2 separate regions of the Homo sapiens genome follow, and region 1 is linked to region 2. The links are chromatin contacts, found by Hi-C or POLR2A ChIA-PET in ENCODE. All regions are on one chromosome and are shown on one strand. Each heading gives the region's core, a stretch centred on a gene start or an enhancer-like site at or near the end of the contact. The rest is flanking DNA. Distances are from core to core; before and after follow the strand shown. Region 1 holds the start of MRPL33 (mitochondrial ribosomal protein L33). Region 2 holds the start of ZNF512 (zinc finger protein 512).

Region 1 (6,575 bases), core at 1,678-4,177, 190 kb after region 2:
CAATACAGATGCTGTGTATGGAGCCCTGACCCAGAGCAGATGTTCTCTTCCTCTATCTGCTTCTCCGGGCTGAGAATCTAGGTTAAACAGCTTGATCTTCTCCTCCCTGTAGCACCCCACCTCCCAAAGAGGGTGCCCCTTCTCTAAGGACTACACTTTTTCCATTTGGGCTGCCAGGATGCTCTAATTGTTATGCACTTTCCTCTAATAAGGCATAGAGGGCTCATTATGTAAATTCAAGGAAAAAAGCCCCAAATCATGAATTACATCTGTATTATAATAAACATTTTAATTAACACTTACCAACTGCCAGCTATATTAGGTATAAATAACAGGTGGATGCAACATGAACTCCTGAGGCTAGAGAGTCACTGCCTCCAGCCTACTCCTTCAAGAATTTCAAGAAATAGTTCATATGCTATCTCTTTTCTTCCTCTCCCCTCTCCCCTCTCCTCTCTTGACATGGAGACTCCCTCTGTTGCCCACGCTGGGGTGCAGTGCTGCTACCTTGGCTCAATGCAACCTCTGCCTCCCAGGTTCAAGCAATTCTCCTGCCTCTGCATCCTGAGTAGCTGGAATTACAGGCGCCCACATCTGGCTAATTTTTTTTTTTAAGTTATTTTTGAGACGGAGTCTTGCTCAGTCGCCCAGCCTGGAGTGCAGTGGTGCGATCTTGGCTCACTGCAGGCTACACCTCCCAGGTTCACGCCATTCTCCTGCCTCAGCCTCCCGAGTAGCTGGGACTACAGGCACCCGCCACCACACCCGGCTAATTTTTTTTTTTTTTTTTTTTTGTATTTTTAGTAGAGATGGGGTTTCACCATGTTAGCCAGGATGGTCTCAATTTCCTGACCTCGTGATTCACCTGCCTCGGCCTCCCAAAGTGCTGGGATTACAGGTGTGAGCCACCGCGCCCGGCCAGTTGTGTTATTTTTTAGTAGAGATGGGGTTTCGCCATGTTGGCCAGGCTGGTCTCAAACTCCTGACCTCAGGTGATCTACCCTCGTCGGCCTCCCAAAATACTGGGATTGCAGGAGTGACCCACTGCACCTGGCTCTTTTCAAAAGCAAGCTTATACATTCTCCTGGATCCTGAAACTATTGACAATACTTAAAGTTAGTTTTTTTTTTTTTGCTATTTAAACATAAATATTGACATTTGTATGGTGCCTCTCACCTCAGATTCATTCATTCAATAGATATTTAATAGATGTAGCAGGCATTGTTGTAGGAACCAGGGATACAGCAGTGAGGGAATAAGCTGAAGTTCTTTTTTTTAATTAAAAAAATTTTTTTAGAGACAGGGTTTTGCTGTTGCCCAGCATTCTGGTAGCCAAAGACAATAGGGAAATCAACAAGTACACAAGTAATACTATTAATGGCAATAAGTGCTGTAGGAAAACATAAAGAAGAGTAAGGAGAATAGAGTTGGGGGCAGGGGCATGGAGTTTAAGAACTGCTATTTGGCTGGGCTAAAGTTAAAGTGACTTTCTAAGGGACAGAACAAGGACTAGAAATCATGTTCCTTGGCTTCCAGTCTTGTGTTTTCTTATAAATCCTCTAAAGGAAATATAAGAAACCTTATCCTCTTGAACATCTGAAGCTCTTTTTTGCCAATGCAAGGTAAGGAAGGATTTCGGCACCTGGAAGGTACTCAGTAGCTGGAGTCCGGTTATGGGAAGATAAATATCAAGAATGATTAGAAGGAAAAAAAGTATTATAGGTACTAAGGAGAAGGACGGTCTTAATTTAAAAAATTGAATTGTATTGTATGGAGAGCTGATTTTTTTCCTCCTCATCTTCTTTGTGATGGCACAGAGAGCTGAATTTTCTTTAAAACAGTTTTATTACTTTTTTTTTTTTTTTTTTTTGAGACGGAGTCTCACTTTGTCGCCCAGGCTGGAGTGCAGTGGCGCTATCTCGGCTCACTGCAACCTCCGCCTCCCGGGTTCAGCTAATTTTTGTATTTTTAGTACAGGCGGGATTCCGCGACGTTGGCCAGGCTGGTCTCAAACTCGTGACCTCAAGTGATCTGCCTGCCTCAGCCTCCCAAAGGGCTGGGATTACAGGCGTGAGCCATGCGATTAAATCTTATTTCACATCTGTAAGACTTCATATGTAGATACAAATCACGGATTAGGAAAAAAATCCAAAAGTCCTGATTATTAGTTGCGAAATGAGGTTACTGACGAGGTCCTTGGTGTTAGAGGAGCCCAGGTTCCTTACAGAGCCATGAAAAATTAATGATTGCAAACTGGTAGGTCCCAATGTCTACTGGGAAAGGCATGAGTCTTTGGAGTCAGATAAAATCTAGGTTTAAATTCTTACTCTGCCACCTGGTAGTTCTGTGATATTAGGCACGTGATGTGAATGCTCTCAATCTGTTATTTGGCTTCTATGTCAGGAACTGTGCTAGGTGTTTGGATACAGAAGTTTGAGATGCAAAGGGTCCTGCCCTCCTAGAGATTGGGATAACTAAGGAAAGGTGGGGTTCTTAATGCCGAAGGGACTCAGAAGAGTGAGAGTAAGGCTTAACCAGGCGGAGAGGGAGTTGGGTCGGGGGAGGCAACATTTTAAGAAAATATGCGAGGGGCTGATACGCTGGAGCGGCCGAAGTACAATACACAGTTGTTCTTGTGGGTCTAATGCAGGTGGTTGCGATTATTTCGTGAAACAAATATGGAAAGCACCTAACGCTGAAAGCACTTGACCCAGAAATAGGAGTCAGGGCCGGGGCGCGAACCCTGAGCTGTAAATCCCTTTCCAGAATGATGAGGATTCCAACCTCCAGCACGACAAAAGCAAAACACACTCGCTCTGAGAAACCGAGGAACGAGCCAGACGACTGGAGGCAGGTTCCAGGCGGGGGGCGTGGCCTCGGGCGACTGCCGGATGTCCTCTTCCAGAACCGGGCCGTGCCCCGGAAGCAGTTGTTGTTGGTTGGGGGCCTTTTGGCCGGTGACGGAGACTGCCCAGGTGTGGTCACCATGTTCCTCTCCGCGGTCTTCTGTAAGTGGGGCTGGAGACGCCGGTAGGGGTTACGGCGAGGGTTAGGGGGCCGTGACAGGCAGGGCCCCGGAATGATGCGGGGAAGGATGTGCGAACAGGACGGGAAGCTGCAGCTGCGTACTTTTCCAGGCCTTCAGGACCACAGCGTCCGGCATGCCCCGCGGCGCGCCTCCCTGCGCGGACCTGTGGGTGCCTGAGAAGGGGTCTGCGGTGTCTGGATTCAATTGCCGTCCTCACGGACCGTTGAGTCTGGCTGTGGGGCGTTTTTCTCCAGCCCGTGTTAGGAGAATCTTTGTCCGAAGGACCTCAGAATTTGCAGCCCACCTATTTCGAACTCTAAAAATAAGGAAACCGCTCCCGAGAGGGGCAATGAATTGCCTGAGTAATGCGGCAGGGCAGTTAAAGAAGTCCTCGGGCTCCCGAGTCAGTGCTCTTCTTTACCCTTGGCTGACTTCCCAGTTAGATTTAGTATCTGGTTTTCACCACATGTGATGGTTGTTGTAATTTGCAAAGGTTAAACTTGTCAAACAAGAAGCTTGCTGCAGCGCGAATACTTGCACCTTAGAAGAGGGAAAAAATGGAGCAGGTATTACTTTAGAAAGATTTAAAAGGTAGCCAGTCCAACAGTCATGAAATTATGCAAAATATTAAATCTAGAATTGTGTTGGTCTGATTGGATCTTTTAACCTTCCTTCTATAAAATCCTAAGGGGATCCCTAATAGATAGGGAATAGTTACTTGAGTGACACCTCATGGCATATTTCATAAGTTAAATATTTTTGGTTATTACTGATATTTATATGAACTTTGCATAAGAAAGAGAATACATTTATATTTTTATTTTCTTTTCCAACCCTTCCTGTCTACAAAAAAGTTGCCAAGAGCAAGTCAAAGTAAGTAAAGATTTTTCCTTTTTTAAACGTCACTTGTTTATGTTGGATTTGTTAGTCTAGCTGCTCCCAGTACATCCTTATATGAAATTAAGCATTGGGCCTTGATTTCCTAAGAGTTGGTTTGTGGATTACTTAGTTGATTATTTTTTCTTTATGAACTCTTTCAAAAATATTTTCCCTCCTGCTGAACTGAGCTACTTCTGTGAGCATTGAAATACTTGAAGGAACCTTTGCTGCTTTTCTAGTCCCAGGATTTGTGAGCTCACTGTCTGTTTCTAAACAAACCATTGGGCTGTGCTGTATTTGGACTACCACCATATTTCCATTTCCTCAAATCGAGGACCAGGGGCCATGTGTCTGGAGCTCACTACGGGAATCCAGAAGAACAAACTCTGCTTTGATTAAATCATAGTCTGTTTTAATGAGTTTTGTAATCCTTTGCATTCATGGTATAAGCATTTCAAAAATAGCCAAGATTAAAGATTCCATGCTGTACCAGAGAGACTAGAACTACCAAACTTGTATTTCAAAATAAATGTTGTAGACAATAACAGAAGATTTTGTGGTAAAAATAGGGAGGTTCTAAAGCAGCTTTTCCTTGCAACTCAAGACATTGAAAATCCTTAAAGCTAGTCTTTTGGATTAACGTTAATGAAAAACATGTATGTTAGCGCTTTCCCTCCCAGTATCTTTCAGTGATTCACGTAGCTTTCGCCACAGTCCAGTTATTTATGTCAAAATTCCCTGCCCCAGGGATCTATAGGAATCTCTTGCCTTTGGTTTCTGTAGAGGTATATTCTGACTCTCGTTCTTTCTACCCTTGTGACATATTTCATATATGTCTTGCCTGATTGACCTCATGTACCAACTCACCTTCCATACAGTACTGTTAGCTCCTAGAGGACATAGACATAGACTTGTAGAGCTTTGTATTTCCCAGAGTGCCTTCCACAGAGTAAGTGCTTAATATTTGTTGAATCTGTGTTGAATAATTATTGTCTATCTTAATTACAAACAAATACTGTATGCCTCTTATGAGGCACTGTGCTGAATGTTGAAAGCAATGCAGTGGTGTGTAATATAGTCTTAGATGCTTCCAGGTTGTTTTGGAATTACATGAGAAATAAAATAACATGGTCTACATGGGGAGACAAGACACATGAAAAAATAACAAACAGTACAGGTATTAAAAGATCTGGTGAGGCAAACATGGACTTTCTGCTTTGGATGAGTGGAACTTAAATGAAATATGAAGGGGCACAAGGTTTTGCGCATTAGCAAACTAAAAGCTTTAGTCTCTTTATTTTGTCCCTTCCTGAATATAATCATTTATGCCCTGGAAGAGAGGGCTGTTCTGAGACAGCGATCTTTACAATTTCCTCACTAGCCAGCTGTGGTTACCAGTATTTTGATATTTTCCCCTTCCTGACTTCTGCTCCTCGTGAAGGGTGGATGTCTGAGGCTAGTCCCGCAATGTGGCTTGATTGTTCTTATTGTTTTGGTTAGGTCATTGCGAAGTAACTCTGTGTAGTGGAGCAAATCCTAGAGATTTGAAACCATTGAAACTGTTTCATGGAAAACTTAGGCTGTCTTACAACTGAACCTTTTAGGGCCAAGTGATATCTCACAACTAATATTACCCTACAGAGTTCTCAAAATGTGCCATCCCCCTGTGACTGATTTTAGTTTATTTCGTCAGCTCGTACATAACAGCGTACTTTTTAATCTTAGAAACATTCTGGTGAGAATGGTGAGCGAAGCTGGGACAGGTTTCTGCTTCAACACCAAGAGAAACCGACTGCGGGAAAAACTGACTCTTTTGCATTATGATCCAGTTGGTAAGATCTGGGGAGGTTAATGCTTCCAAGGCCTGTTGCCCCCTTTGTAGGCTGAACATCTGAACTCTCTGGAGGTGTTTTTTTAGCCTCTGACACTAGCATTCATTTAGTAAATAGGTATTGAATGATTGTTATGATGCTATTTAACATCCCAGGTGCTGGGATACACCAGGACACAAGACAAGTCCCTGTACTCTTGGCACTTAGTCTAGTCTGAGAGGGGGAGAAAAGATGACAAATTATAAGTGCTGTGAGAGAAACAATCAGGATGCTGAGGTGTAGGATGAAGTTGGAGAGTGGTAGGGAAAGTCACATTAGATGGCTAAATCAGGGAAGGTCTCTCCAGGAGGAGATAGTTAACCGAGACCTGAAGGTGAGAAACCAGCTATGTAAAGAGAATAGGTGGTAGTGTTCTGGAAACAGACAAGTGTCTTAAGAAGGGGACGGTATGGTGTCCTGGCATCATCTGTTCGACAGTGGCTAGTATTTGGTTCCTGATAGAAGTTAAAGGAATATGGTTTCTATATATTAGTGCAGTGGGGGTAGGAAATTTGATTTTTCCATTTTGTGCCATCCACTAAAATGCTGTACTATATGGTAACTTTAAATGGTCTCATTAGATGGAAGTATTTATCTAGAAGAGACAAGTGTTCCTAAGGCCATATTATCTGCTCACAAACAAAAATAGAGTCAGCACCTGATTGCTGTTGGTGGATGCCTATCCTGTTTCTGGATTTTATGTGCAGATTTATGTAAAAATAGCAAACGTGTTTTTTAATTTTAGAGCTCTGGCTGTTCATTTTGTGCTCTTTATAATTAATTTTTTTTTTTTTTTT
Region 2 (6,097 bases), core at 872-3,371:
GACCTCTTCGACTGCCCAAGCCCACAGATTCCCAAAGTGGTATTGCTTTCCAAACTGCCTCAGTGGGGCAGCCTCTGAGAACTGTTCAAAAGGACAGTAGTAGCAGATCAAAGAAAAACTTCTATAGAAATGAAACCTCCAGCCAGGAGTCTAAGAACTTGTCCACACCAGGAACCAGAGTTCAGGCCCGAGGAAGAATCCTACCTGGTTCCCCTGTGAAGAGAACCTGGCACCGACATCTTAAAGACAAACTCACACACAAGGAGCATAACCACCCCAGCTTCTATAGGGAGAGAACCCCACGCGGTCCTTCTGAGAGAACCCGTCATAACCCCTCTTGGAGAAACCATCGCAGTCCCTCTGAGAGAAGCCAACGCAGTTCCTTGGAGAGAAGACATCACAGTCCCTCTCAGAGGAGCCACTGCAGTCCCTCTAGGAAAAACCATTCCAGTCCTTCTGAGAGAAGCTGGCGCAGTCCGTCTCAGAGAAATCACTGCAGTCCCCCCGAGAGGAGCTGTCACAGTCTCTCTGAAAGGGGCCTTCACAGTCCCTCTCAGAGGAGCCATCGCGGTCCCTCTCAGAGAAGACATCACAGTCCCTCAGAGAGAAGCCATCGCAGTCCCTCAGAGAGAAGCCATCGCAGTTCCTCTGAGAGAAGACATCGCAGTCCCTCCCAGAGGAGCCATCGCGGTCCCTCAGAGAGAAGCCATTGCAGTCCCTCTGAGAGAAGACATCGCAGTCCCTCTCAGAGGAGCCATCGTGGTCCCTCTGAGAGAAGACATCACAGTCCCTCTAAGAGAAGCCATCGCAGTCCCGCTCGGAGGAGCCATCGCAGTCCCTCAGAGAGAAGCCATCACAGTCCCTCTGAGAGAAGCCATCACAGTCCCTCTGAGAGAAGACATCACAGTCCCTCTGAGAGAAGCCATTGCAGTCCCTCTGAGAGAAGCCATTGCAGTCCCTCTGAGAGAAGACATCGCAGTCCCTCTGAGAGAAGACATCACAGTCCCTCAGAGAAAAGCCATCACAGTCCCTCTGAGAGAAGCCATCACAGTCCCTCTGAGAGAAGACGTCACAGTCCCTTGGAGAGGAGCCGTCACAGTCTCTTGGAGAGGAGCCATCGCAGTCCCTCTGAGAGGAGATCTCACAGGTCCTTTGAGAGGAGCCATCGTAGGATTTCTGAGAGAAGTCACAGTCCCTCAGAGAAGAGCCACCTCAGTCCCTTGGAAAGAAGCCGTTGCAGTCCCTCTGAGAGGAGAGGACACAGTTCCTCTGGGAAAACCTGTCACAGTCCCTCTGAGAGAAGCCATCGCAGTCCCTCCGGGATGAGGCAAGGGAGGACCTCTGAGAGGAGCCATCGCAGTTCCTGTGAGAGAACCCGTCACAGTCCCTCTGAGATGAGGCCAGGGAGGCCCTCTGGGAGGAACCATTGCAGTCCCTCTGAGAGGAGCCGACGCAGTCCCCTTAAGGAGGGACTCAAGTACAGTTTCCCTGGAGAGAGGCCCAGCCATAGTTTGTCTAGAGATTTCAAGAATCAAACAACTCTCCTCGGGACCACACATAAAAATCCCAAAGCAGGGCAAGTGTGGAGGCCTGAAGCTACTCGATGAGGCGAGGTCCGCCCCTATTATTCATTGTCCTAAGTCTTCATCGTGCTGCCCTTTCCAGGCTTCTTTCCTGCTCAGCCACTGCCTCCAATTCCTGCGCCCCCAGCGTGGAAAGGCTTCCATTTCTCTCTACCGGGGGGGAGGCGGGTGAGAATGGGTCTGTAATTTCTCTAAGATGAATAAAGGGGCAGTAAATGATCTTCCTGTGCATCTGGACTGAGACCACTGGGCGGGTGGATGGGGAAGGCAGGCTGGAGGGACACGAGGAGTTGTGCAAAGATTCGGAATGAGAGCCAGGGGTTTTGAGGCCCAGCCGAGGCTCCAAGCTCCGCCCCTTCACTCCAGACCCCACCCATAGGTTCCCGGGTCCCGCGTCGCGATCCCAGTGGGGCGGGGTCTCAGAGGAATCGGAGGGTGACTCATCACGTGACTCGCTCCGGCCGCAGCCCCCTCGGAAGCTGCTAGGCGGAAGTAGAAGTTCAGAAGAGGGCTAGGCGGAGCCGAGCCCACATCCGGGAGAGGAGAGCGGAAGTGGCGTTGGTCTGGCCGGAGCCCTTGGGTGAAATTGTTAGGCGTGGAGAGGGAGTGATGTCTTCCAGACTCGGTGCTGTACCCGCCGTGAGTTTCTTGGTTTGACCGTTATGCTTTAGAGGTAGCGCTGTCGAGCCCGGAACACGCGGTCCCTCGCTTTTGTCCCATGCTGAGTTGGTTTTATCAGAGGCCATCGTAGGCCCCACCCTTCTAGATCAGATCACCTGTCCCTTTTTCTTTACCCACGTTCTGCTGCCTGTTCCCCACCTCCTTGGATTTAATTCCTCGCCACATTACCATTAGTTTCTATTCCTTTTACATCCCCAATGTCTCTCATATCCGTTGTCTTTTCTTTTGGCCTCCCTTTTAGAGCCTGGGACAGGGCTTTGAGAATGGGGGAAGACGAAGGCTCTGGTATTGTTACCCGCCTTTGCACTGCTGGAAGATAGGACAGCATATTTTTCCTAAAAGGTGTTGCCTTCTTGTGTTTGAGGTGGTTTCCCCGGGAGAACTTCATTTCTTCTGGGCATAGGGGAATTCGTCTTTTTGTGGTCGAGGTTCAGAGGTCCCTAGCACTCACTCGTGTGCTTGTGATTTGCTAGACTTCGGGACCCACAACCTTTAAGCAGCAGAGGAGCACGAGGATCGTGGGAGCTAAGAAGTAAGTGAGGTTTTCTAAGGTCCTTTTATGATTGTGTCACCAGCGCTGACCAGTAGAACTTCTTCCTGTGATGAAAATGTTCTGTATCTGCATTGTCCAGTATCATAGCCACTAACCCGGTGTGGATTTTGAGCAGTTGAAATGTGGCTAGTGCAACTGAGGGACTGAATTTTAAATTTTATTTGCCAAGTGAGTGAGGTTTTTCTAAGGTTCTTTTGTGATTTTGTGGCCAGCGCTGTCCAGTGGAACTTCTTGTGACGAAAATGTTCTGTATCTGCACTGTCTAGTATCATAGCTACTAGCCCCGTACGCCTTTTGAGCGCTTGAAATGTGGCTAGTGCGACTGAGGGATTGAATTTTAAATTTTATTTAATTTTAACTAACGTTAAATAGCCACCTGTAGCTCGTGGCTATCGGATTGGACAGTGTAGGTCTAAGTCTAGTGTGTGGGAGAAAAACCTAGCTTGCAAAAAAAAAGTACAAATTGTAATAAAAATGGAACCAAAGACTCAGTGGTAATTCTGTATTTCTCCAGACATGAAATTCGTGCTCATAAATACACTGATGAACTTGGGATGGATGATAAAAATGGCCGTAAGAAATCCTTGTATTTTTAAACTACTTGTCTGTAAGACTGGTTTATTATTTAGTACACTGAAGGTGCTTAGTTTTTCCATGGTTAATACAAAAGAAAACATTCTTGTTAACTAGACATTAAATGGATTCATTCATTCAGGTGACATTTACTACATGTTTGCTGTGCGCCAGTTCTGTAGTAGGTTAGGAATACAGGCATGAAAAACAACTAGCAGTCTAGAAGGGGAGATAGGCAAGTAGGTCAACACAGTTCATTGTAATAAGTAAGTATTTTTAAGTAGGAATTTAATTTAGCCTTTGAGGAAGGGGAGTGATAGTTTGGAAGGGAAGGATTATCAGAGCAGGTCACTCCTAAGTAGAAACTTGAAAGTTGAGGAATCATGCAGTTAGTGAGAAGGAGAAAGGTTTTTCAGAACAGAGAACAGCATGTGAACGTGTGGAAAGAGTTAATGGGATAGTAAGTAGTTCTGTATGTCTGGGATAGAGGATGAGGGATTGCAGGGAGAGCGTTTAGAGAGGTTAGTAGGGGCTAGACCATGGAGGACCTGTTACGGCATGCTAAAGTGTTTGGATTTTATCCTGGAAGAGATAATGAGGGAATGACATAGCCAGATATTGGTCTTAGGCCACTCTGGCAGCATTATGAAGGATGGATTTGGAAGGGTACTGGGAAACTGGTTCAGAGGTTATTATGATAACCTAAGAGATGAATAAAGAACATGTAGCCTATGGTGGGAACAATATACAGGGAATACGTAGGGAACAACGTATAGGGAATGTACAGGTGGTGATGATGAGAAGTGAGTAAGAGAAGGAAGATAGGATGTCTATGGGTTTCTGGCTTTGGCCATCAGGTGAATTTTGGAGTAATTCACAGAACTACAAATTTCTGAATGAGGAGCAACATTTGGAACAAAAACAAATAGGTTTGGACCTCAGATGAAGAGCTGGTCTGAAATACAGAATTGGGAATTATCAGCTATAAAAAATAATTGGAAACATGATGTTTTCTTCCACAAGCTGAGAGTTTTAATGAGCTCTTCTAGTTAAAGTGGTTAGAGCAATGTTTCTCAGTATGTACCTTGGTCACCTAGAGATAATTGTTAAAAAATAAGATTATTAGGCCCCCATCCATTAACCAGATTTGGAATCATTGGGTTTAGGGCATAGAAATCTTTACTTTTAACTAGCTTCCTAGGAGATTGTGACATTTGAGAGTCAATGGTGAGAAGTGAGACCAGAGAAGAGTAGAGGAGGAAATCATGGAGAACACTAGCTTTTAAAGATTGGGTAGAATTAAATAAGTTTACAAAGGATACCGAGATGAACTAAAGTACTTTTCTAATGAAATCTAAATATTTGCACATGGAAGAATGAGCTAGGGGCTCTTAAAAATTTTTGGTAGATCAGAAAGGAGTTGAAAATAGGCTAAACTTTTTATGTTTGTGATCAGAAGCTGAGAGTTGCCACACTGGTGGCAACAAATTATAAAATAAATGCAATTATGATAGTCATTGTATCACAACAAAGCTTTTTCTTGTTATATGTATGGAAAGGGAAGTTTGAGCTTAATCTGGTTTTTTTTACAAATAATCAAATGTCCTGGGGTTGATGGGTAGATATTGTAAAATACTTGAGAATTGTTTTTGTTGAGTGCTTTAAAAATAAAACATGAGACCTGGAGGAGGGATTCCCTAACCACCTTGATTTAATCTCCAAGAGTTAATTATGATCATATGAACTGTTGCCTTTTCAGTATGCTTATGCTTATTCATAAGAGGGTATATGGGTACTGTATTTCTGAGTCCTACACTGATAGTAAGAAATTCCTACATGGAGAGTTTCCTAAGAGTTATTACATGGGACTCAGCTCTTAATGGCCTGTTGGTACCATCAAGTCTTTGTTGTTGTTGTTGTTGTTGTTGTTGTTGTTGGAGATGGAGTCTTGCTCTGTCGCCTAGGCTGGAGTGCAGTGGCATGATCTCGGCTCACCACAACCTCCACCTCCTGGGTTCAAGCAATTCTCCTGCCTCAGCCTCCCGAGTAGCTGGGATTACAGGTGCACACCGCTGTGCCCTGCTAAGTTTTTGTATTTTAGTAGAGAAGGGGTTTCACAGTGTTGCCCAGGCTGGTCTTGAACTCCTGAGCTCAGGCAGTTCGCCCATCTTGGCCTTCCAAAGTGCTAGGATTACAGGCATGAGCCACTGCGCCTGTCCCATCAAGTGTTTCTAGCATTGTTTGGGATGGTAGGTTTTGGCCTTAGAGGCCTGCCAGTCCATTAATTTTTAAAAATACCTTTATTGAGGTATAATTAGAGTACAATAGACTGCACATATTTAAAGCGTACACTATGGTCAGCTTTGACGTATGTCTGTACCCGTGAAACCATTGCCACAATCAAGATAATAAACATTTTCATCTCTCTCAAAAGTTTGTTCATGTCTCTGCCATTTCTTCCTCCACTCCTGTCCACGGGCACCACTGTACAGTGGTTTGCATATTCTAGGATTTTATATAAATGAAGTCACACAGTATGTTCTCATTTTTTTCATGATTTCTTTCACTCAGAATAATGATTTTGAGATGACAAATAGTTTTTATTGCTGGGTAGAATTCCATTATGGATACCATAATTTGTTTAGCCATCTATCTTGATTGACATTTGAGTTATTTTCAGTTTTAGGGTGTCAAACAATAAGGCTGC

What was found. Hi-C counts contacts between places; a loop is a spot of excess contacts on that map. ChIA-PET counts read pairs that join two places held with the same protein, here RNA polymerase II (POLR2A). Pooled maps may share reads with other maps.
Region 1: a loop to region 2 is called in a map of CD4-positive, alpha-beta T cell, with 5 times the contacts of the local background. The contact joins the promoter of MRPL33 here to the promoter of ZNF512 in region 2. A Hi-C loop is called at or near these places in 1 of 168 maps with a recorded cell type or tissue (CD4-positive, alpha-beta T cell), 5 of 37 single-sample maps with no recorded cell type and 10 of 50 pooled maps. POLR2A ChIA-PET finds 5 or more read pairs at or near these places in 2 of 52 experiments (T-cell and activated T-cell).

What each region holds. Positions count from the first base shown.
Region 1 is chr2:27,768,792-27,775,366 of GRCh38, forward strand. It overlaps MRPL33 (mitochondrial ribosomal protein L33), which reads left to right and starts at 2,928. Exons shown (of 4, transcript NM_004891.4): 1 at 2,928-3,008; 2 at 3,883-3,901; 3 at 5,633-5,739. The coding sequence starts at 2,987. RefSeq lists enhancers at 2,570-2,689, 2,923-3,739, 2,980-3,109.
Region 2 is chr2:27,580,921-27,587,017 of GRCh38, forward strand. It overlaps ZNF512 (zinc finger protein 512), which reads left to right and starts at 2,122. Exons shown (of 14, transcript NM_032434.4): 1 at 2,122-2,222; 2 at 2,738-2,796. The coding sequence starts at 2,193. SPATA31H1 (SPATA31 subfamily H member 1) reads left to right here. Exons shown (of 5, transcript NM_032266.5): 5 at 1-1,802. The coding sequence ends at 1,607. RefSeq lists an enhancer at 1,920-2,369.